2 separate regions of the Homo sapiens genome follow, and region 2 is linked to region 1. A link is a contact called in ENCODE Hi-C data. All regions are on one chromosome and are shown on one strand. Each heading gives the region's core, a stretch centred on a gene start or an enhancer-like site at or near the end of the contact. The rest is flanking DNA. Distances are from core to core; before and after follow the strand shown. Region 1 overlaps CAMSAP1 (calmodulin regulated spectrin associated protein 1). Region 2 holds the start of TMEM250 (transmembrane protein 250).

What was found. A loop is a pair of places that touch in the nucleus more often than their neighbours do. Pooled maps may share reads with other maps.
Region 2: a map of endothelial cell of hepatic sinusoid shows a loop between it and region 1 (4-fold over the local background). The contact joins the promoter of TMEM250 here to the enhancer-like site in region 1. A Hi-C loop is called at or near these places in 2 of 168 maps with a recorded cell type or tissue (endothelial cell of hepatic sinusoid and right cardiac atrium) and 3 of 50 pooled maps.

Annotation. Positions count from the first base shown.
Region 1 is chr9:135,885,567-135,889,007 of GRCh38, reverse strand. All of the region lies in intron 1 of CAMSAP1 (calmodulin regulated spectrin associated protein 1), which reads left to right. Among named protein-coding and RNA genes, the nearest start is that of CAMSAP1, 20 kb to the left of the region's middle. RefSeq lists an enhancer at 1,131-1,425. Within about 2 kb of position 1,648, at least 16 of the 41 ENCODE cell types and tissues checked have a DNase peak (open chromatin) inside an H3K27ac peak, as active enhancers do.
Region 2 is chr9:136,116,937-136,120,377 of GRCh38, reverse strand. TMEM250 (transmembrane protein 250) reads left to right here and starts at 1,503. Exons shown (of 2, transcript NM_152833.3): 1 at 1,503-1,893; 2 at 3,354-3,441. It overlaps LOC107987142 (a long non-coding RNA gene), which reads right to left and starts at 2,586. Exons shown (of 2, transcript NR_165242.1): 1 at 2,476-2,586. RefSeq lists enhancers at 101-675, 676-1,252, 2,406-2,981, 2,982-3,441 and silencers at 920-1,309, 1,340-2,389.

The sequences.
Region 1 (3,441 bases), core at 399-2,898:
GGTCTCCCTTGCTGGCCTTCTGGCTGGAAGCCAAGTCTGCACCTGAGCCTGGTGTGGCATGCCCGGGCCAGCGCCCTGTGGGGTGTGTGCTTGTCTGTGCACCTGGCGCTCCGCTGTCAAGGTGCAGTTTGTTACTGGTTGTCCCTGGGTGGGGGTCAGGTGGTCTTGGCCCTGTGGGGACCATTACATCAGCTTTTCTTACCCTTGTGTCTGGCCTCTCCAGGATGGAGCTGGGGCGTGGACTACTGGTCGCTTTTACCTTGAGTTGGAATTATTTCCGTTGACTCCTTATATCCAAACAGGAAGAGTATCCACGTTTTCCAGGTGGAGACACTCACCTTTGGGGCCTCTGCAGAGGTGACTTTCTCAGTGTCAAATGCAGATAGCCAGGCCGCCCACGGGGACATTCTGGGAGAGCTGGTCTCAGCTCCCAGGTGGCTCAGACAAGCAACAGAGCAGAGACTCACTGTCCTGCACGTCTCTGGGCTGTGCCTGGCACTGCAGTGGCCTGGTCTTTTTTCCTGGGGCTGAGTTGGAGGCTACGGGAGTAGCTGGCTTTAGGTTGGGCAGTGGCCACAGTTGTAGCACCTGCCAGAGGGGTCTTTGCCGTGTGCTGCCGTGGAAGAGCTGGCGGTTGGTGTGGACACCTCCTCCCGAGCCCCGTGCAGGTGCCGCGGGAGGGCTGCAGTCGACAGATGGCCACTTCCTGACCTGCCTTTTCATCCTCATTGCAGTAATAGCGACGGAAGGAATAACAGCTGAGACTCCCGTGTGCATCCACAGAGCTTATGCTCAGCTGGCGCAGGGCAGGAGATAGACCCTTTCGTTGTTCGGAACGGACAGGTAGGGGGCCAGGGTTCAGAGGGATCCAGTAAGAGGCCAAGCTGGGACTCTGGGCCAGGTGGCTGTGCTGGGCCCTGCCCTTGGGAGACCCCAGCGCTCCAACTCCTGCTCTCCGTCAGTTGCCACCCCTCTGAGTTCCTCCTGCACTTAGTGTTGACCTCACTTCCACTGCAGACTGGTTAGAGTCTTCTGACCCCTTCCCAGGGCCTTTCTGTGTGGCTCCCGCCGAGGCCTGCCCCACAGCAGTCCAGCAGCCACTGCGAATGCGTTGCTCATGGGTACTGACGTAGCAGTCCGAGGAGTGACAGTGCTGCCACCCTGACAGTGCCGTTGCCGACTCTTGTCTCCAGTCTCCATGGGCCCCTGCCCTGCCCGTGTCCTTGTTTGACTTTCACTCTGCCCCCTGTAGCCGCACTTCTCCCCACTTCCTCCAGGCTGGGCCCTCCCACTCAGCAGATGCCCTGCCTCCTGCTTAACATAGTAAGACAAACTGCAGGTGCTGATGGGCCGCCCACCCCTTCCCTGCGTCTGTACCCTGACCCAGTGAAAGACACTGCCCTACCTGGGCCCTGCATCCCTCCCCTCCGCCTCCCGAGGGGCCTCCTTTCTCAGGAGCAGCCTCCTCCTCTTCAGCCTCTCCCATTGATTGGGTTTTCTTTCGTCACCGTTTCTCCAATCCTTAAAGCAGACACATCTTTTTTGGCCACACTTTCCCCTCAGAGCAGAGGCACAGTTCCCGCTGTTCTCACTTCCTTCCTTCTGTGCCTGCGGCTGTCTCTTCACCAGTTCTCAGAATGCTCTTCCCGAGGCTGCCAGCTGAGTCCGGCGGGCTCTGTGGTCTTCATGCATGCATCCTTCTCAGCCTTCCTTGGTGCACACTGCCCCTTCAAAACCTCCTCTGGCCTTGGCAGCACCATGTTCTGGCCCCGCCCCGTTCTCTGTTCACTTGTCCGTTTCTTTGGCTTCTCTCCCGACATCTGTCCCGTGGGCTTGGTGTCCTCAGGTTGCCTTGACCAGCTTCTCCCACTGCGCCCGGCTCTCACTGGATGACTCGTCCCCCTGGGCATCGATGGCTGTGTATATGTAATGGGTTCCAAAGCACGTCTCCAGCTGGTCCCTTTACTCTTGCGCTTCCAGTCTCTACACCTCTCCATTGCAAAGCTCCCCTTGGGTCCCACAGGCTCATCTCTCCTGTCCCCGACTGCCCTCCTCCTCCACACTACTGGTTTCCTGTCTTAGGAAAAGGGACCGTCCTGCTCCAGGCTGGCAGGAATTATAAGTTTGGTGTTTTTGTCGTACTGCATCAGGCACAGGCCTGCTGCTCACGCCTCCTGGGCAGTGGTTCCCCTTCCCGGGGCTGCCTGCCTGTGTCAGCCTCCATTGTCTCTCCTGGCGGTGACCACAGCAGCCTCCTGGGTCCACGCTCATTCTCCACTCTTGTTTACGGGGAGCTCCAGCAGATGGGATCTCCTCGTCCTCTGGCTTGTCTGACCCCCTTACTTGATGTGGTCTCATTGCATTCCTTGTGTGCCCGCCTAAGCCTGTCTCGCTCTGCTGACAGATCCCGCAGGGCCCAGGTCCTCCCAGCGCAGGCACGCACAAGAGCCTGGTGAGCTAATGAATGAAACATCCAGTTTGCCTCTTCCGCGCAATTCTGAACTGCTGTCACTTGCTGAAATTCTCTTAACAGGGTCATTTTCATGTTTTCCTCTCGCTCCTACCCACCCCCCTACTGGCTGCTTCCTTCCCTAAGAAACTTCTCCACCTGCACATCCCACTGCCCCACTGCCCCACTCCTCAGTGCGGGACTGGTGTCTCCTGCACCCCAGTCCCCCAGCACTCATCCTGTGTGACACCCTCCACATTGCGTGGAAATTACCTGTTGACTTTTCAGTTGTCTTACGAGGCTCAGCCTGAGAACAGTGACTTTATCTCTTCCTGTTTGACTCCCTGGCATTTTTGTACATTTTCTGGCTCACATGGGTACTTAATAATTGTCGAATGAATGTGTATTAATTCTAACAGTCTTACTGGTTTGTAGAAAAAACAACAAGAAACTATTAGAAATACATTGAAGGCATCACAAAGTTTTTTTTTTTTTTTAAGTAGGTATTGATTTTGATAGAACGTTAAACGTTCTAGAACTGTGCACATCCAGCTCTCGCAGTAGTTGCTTTCACTGAAGCCAGTTACTCATGGACAAGTGCAGTGTCTGAGGGCAGAACTGCCACAGCAGGGCCATGGAGGAGTGTGGCCACTGTCACCCAGTTGGGGGTCTGGCCAGGGTCTTCCTTAGGCCGGATGGAAAGGAGTAACATACAGTTAGGAGGGCTTCACCACAGTCTGAAGCTTGTATCTTTAGTAAGTGCGTCATTTTCCTTTAACTCTCATTTTCCTGCATCTGAAATTTATGTGAATTAGTTGTGTTATGCATATTCATATATGATTCAAAAAGGTGATTATATGAATCACTTTATATTGATTAATTTTAAAAGTGGGTCACCCTATGGCAAACGTTTCTACTTGGTAGATTGTAAAAGAGAAACTTAAATCAGAGCCATGGTTGCTTTTTCCTGTCTGGCCAGGTTTCTGCATCTG
Region 2 (3,441 bases), core at 254-2,753, 230 kb before region 1:
CAAAAAATGAAGACAGGCATCAAGATGCTATTATCTCAATGTTTATATATTTAAAATGTTTTATTTATTTTTGTGGAGGCCATGTTGCCAGCCAGGTCGCCCAGGCTAGTCTTAAAACTCCTGGGCACAAGAGATCTGAGGCCGGAATGACAGGTGTGAGCCACCACGCCCAGCCTTATCTCAATAGCTAAACGTGTGGATCTGCCTCACATCTGGAGAGGCAGAGAGGTGAGCCACCAACAGGACTATTGAGGAAGGAAGGAGACCTGTTTATTGATTTTAAGTTTTTTGTAGAGACAGGGGCCTCACTATGTTGCCCAGGCTGGTCTCAAACTTCTGGGGCAAGTGATCCCCCTGCCTTGGCCTCCCAAAGCGGTGGAATGACAGGCGTGAACTAGCGCTTCTTGCCTGACACGTTTCTTTCGGAATATTTGCCGCCAGCCATCGGTAAAGAAAACAGGCTCTTGGCCTTTTTTGCTGTGCTACCTCCTGGTGGCCTTTGCTCGTCCAGATGTTCCTCGAACTCCTGCTCATGTCGGGTAAAGGCGGCTCTCTCTCCTGTGGCGGGGATGGGGCCACAGTGGAGAAGGTAGCTGTGCCAGCCCTCAGGGCGGCCCTGGTCCAAAGGACAGGGGCCCAGGAGCCAGCTCGCCGTCCCGGGAGGCCTGCAGCCAATGACGGGCCTGGTGGGCAGGAGGGCCCAGCCCCCTTGTTCCAGTGCCTTGAATTTGAAGGGCCACCCACTTTACGGTCGCCCCAGGGGCTGCTGACCCTGCCTTCCCCTCCTACCCAGCAGCCACACCCAGGAGCGCTCCCCAACACATTCCTCGCTGGAAACCCCCAGGACAACCGCCAGCCTGTACGAACCAGGCGTGAGGACACTAACACAAGTCCCCTTCCTTCACTGGGGGGCGGCGGGGGGGCGGCCCTGGGGCTGCTGCTGGGCCTGCTCGTGCTCCGGGGCTGTCCCTACTTCGGCTGCCGACGTCGCCGCCGGCCCACCGGGCCTCGCAGCTACACACCCGATCCGTGCCGCCCGGGTCCGCGTGGCGTCAGCCGCCCCCACCCTTCCCCGCCCTCCTGGAGCCTGGGGGGCGCCCTCATTCCCGCCGCCGCCCTGTCCTCCCAGCCCCAGGCCGCGCAGGAGGCCTTCGCACACGGCCCCGCGAGGACCAGACCTGCTCCCGGTCCCTGGGCCGCCCACCCCCGCCGGGAAAGCGGCTTCCTCCGGGGCCCGGCCCCACCCCAGCGACGGCAGCAGCGCGCCGGGTCGCAGACACCTCAGTCCGGGGCCAGGACCACGGTCAAGCCCTCTGCTGGGGCCAAAGGACTGCTCCACGGAAGCGCGCCTGCGCACTGCCTCTCCACGGGATGCGGTAGCGCGTGCGCGGAGGCGCGGCCCAGGAACGGCAAGCGCAGGCGCAGAAGACCAGGCGCGGCACCGAGGGCGTTCGGGGGAGGGAACGCTACGGACTGCTCGCAGCGTGCGCACGCACGCACGCACGCACGCCCTCGGGAAGCGACGAGTCCGGGACGCCCAGCGCGGGCCCGGAGCAGGGGGAAGGGAAGTGCGGCTCGGTCGGCGCGGGTGGAGGGGGCGTGAGGCCGCCCTACGGTGGCCGTCGAGGGACGGCGCTACGGCTCCCACGCTAGGCCAAACGCCTCCGGCGGCCGCGCCCGAGAGCCCCTTCACCTGCAGGGCGACCCCAGCCGGCGACGCGTGAACCACGCCCTCAGCCGCCTTGCCAGCGCCCCCAGCCGCGCGCCCCAGCACCATGCGGCCGCCCTGCGCACGGAGCCCCGAGGGACAGGGGCACCCGCAGGCCCGGCCCCTAGCACCGCCGGCCGGCCCCGAGGTCCGGGACGCCGGCGCCGCCGCGGAGAGGGCACCGGGTGAGCTGCGGTCGGGGACCCGGCCTAGGCGGGGGCCGTCTCCAGGGCAACGCGCGGCGCGGGACCCGGAAGTGGCTCCGGCAGGGGCTCTGCAGCCAGGGGGCCCGGCGCGGCGCGGCGCAGGCCCGGTGCTCACGCGGAGTTGGCCGGGGCCCGTTGCGTCTCTGCGGCCCCGAGGAAACAGTCCTGGGTCCATGGGCCGGGCCGAGCGGGCGTCTGCAGAAACGCAGGGACCCGGATGGAGCCGCGGGCCGCGAGACCCTGCGGGGACACAGCTCCGCCGAGTCGCGTTTGAGTGGCACCGCCATGGCCGGGGTCCCGGCCGGGGCGAGCTCCAGGCCAAGGCCGGCCTTAAATAGGGCCGCTCTGGCCCCTGCACCCCGTGGAGGAGCCGGGCGGAGGGAGAGGGCGAGGTCGGGCCCCTGCGGGCACGGGAGGGTCAGGCGGCCCCGGCCCCTCCCTCCTCCGCCCTGGCCAGGTCCCCACGGCAGGGCCCCAGGCTGAATCTGAAGGCAGGCGAAGCTCTTGGCAACAGTCCCCTGTAATGTTACCAACTTTCCTGCTCAGATTTTATTTCCTGACCTTTGAGTTCATTCCGTCTACAGATTATTTCGGCAAGGTATAAACGGCCTTTACTAGGTGAAGCTGGAGAGCCAAATGCCGCCTCTGCTCTTTGCAGCCCAGTCTGTAAGGGCCGCTGCCAGGCCCCGGGCCGACCCCACTGTGCACGCCAGGCCCAGCCCCTTCCCTCCCACAGCTACCCACAAAGGCAGTGCTATTGGCACCCCCATTGGACAGAGCAGGAGCCGTCTTGGGGTCAGGTGACCTGCCCAAAGTCACTGCTAGGGAAGGACAGTGCCAGGGTTCAGGCCCAGCAAGGTGACCCCACGGCCCCCGAGCCGTCCATCTGGCACCCAGCAGGTTGCTGGAGTCACCTGCTCCCGCCGGGCTCGTTTTCGGTTCACCTGCGAGCCCTGGAGTCCCTTTTCCCGGCCCTGTGGTGGCTTCTTGCAGATGCCATTTAAGGGCTTGCATCAGCCCTGGGTCAGGCAGCCGCAGAAGACCAGGGCAGTAACGGGCAAACTGCCTAAGAGCAGAGTGTGGTCCAGCTAGTGGGGAGCTGCGAGGATCCTGCAGGAAAGAGCCACTCTTGCCCCTTCCCATCCGTTTTGGCATTGACCACTTCCGGGGGCCTCCCCTGGCCACTGTCCCCAAGGCCCCCTTTCCCCAGTGCTGCCCTAGAACAAGCACTTTGGCTTCCCCAGGTGGTGGGCCCCTTGGAAGTATCCTTGGGAGGGTTTGTGGAAAAGAGCCCAGGAGTGCCTGCAGATCCCGCCCTGGACTCCATTTTCCCGTAGTCCTGGTGCTGGAGTTTGTGTCCACTTTCGCCAGCTGATTGCCTGGGGAGGGATCCGCATGGTGTCCTCATACTGACGTGGGTTTTGCGGCTCTCCCCGCAGGCCGACGCCTCCCCCCAGGGTCAGCTGCGGGCTCCCAGGCCTAGGCGCCCATGACCCCTACGCCAACAGCCGCCTGGACACCGCCGCC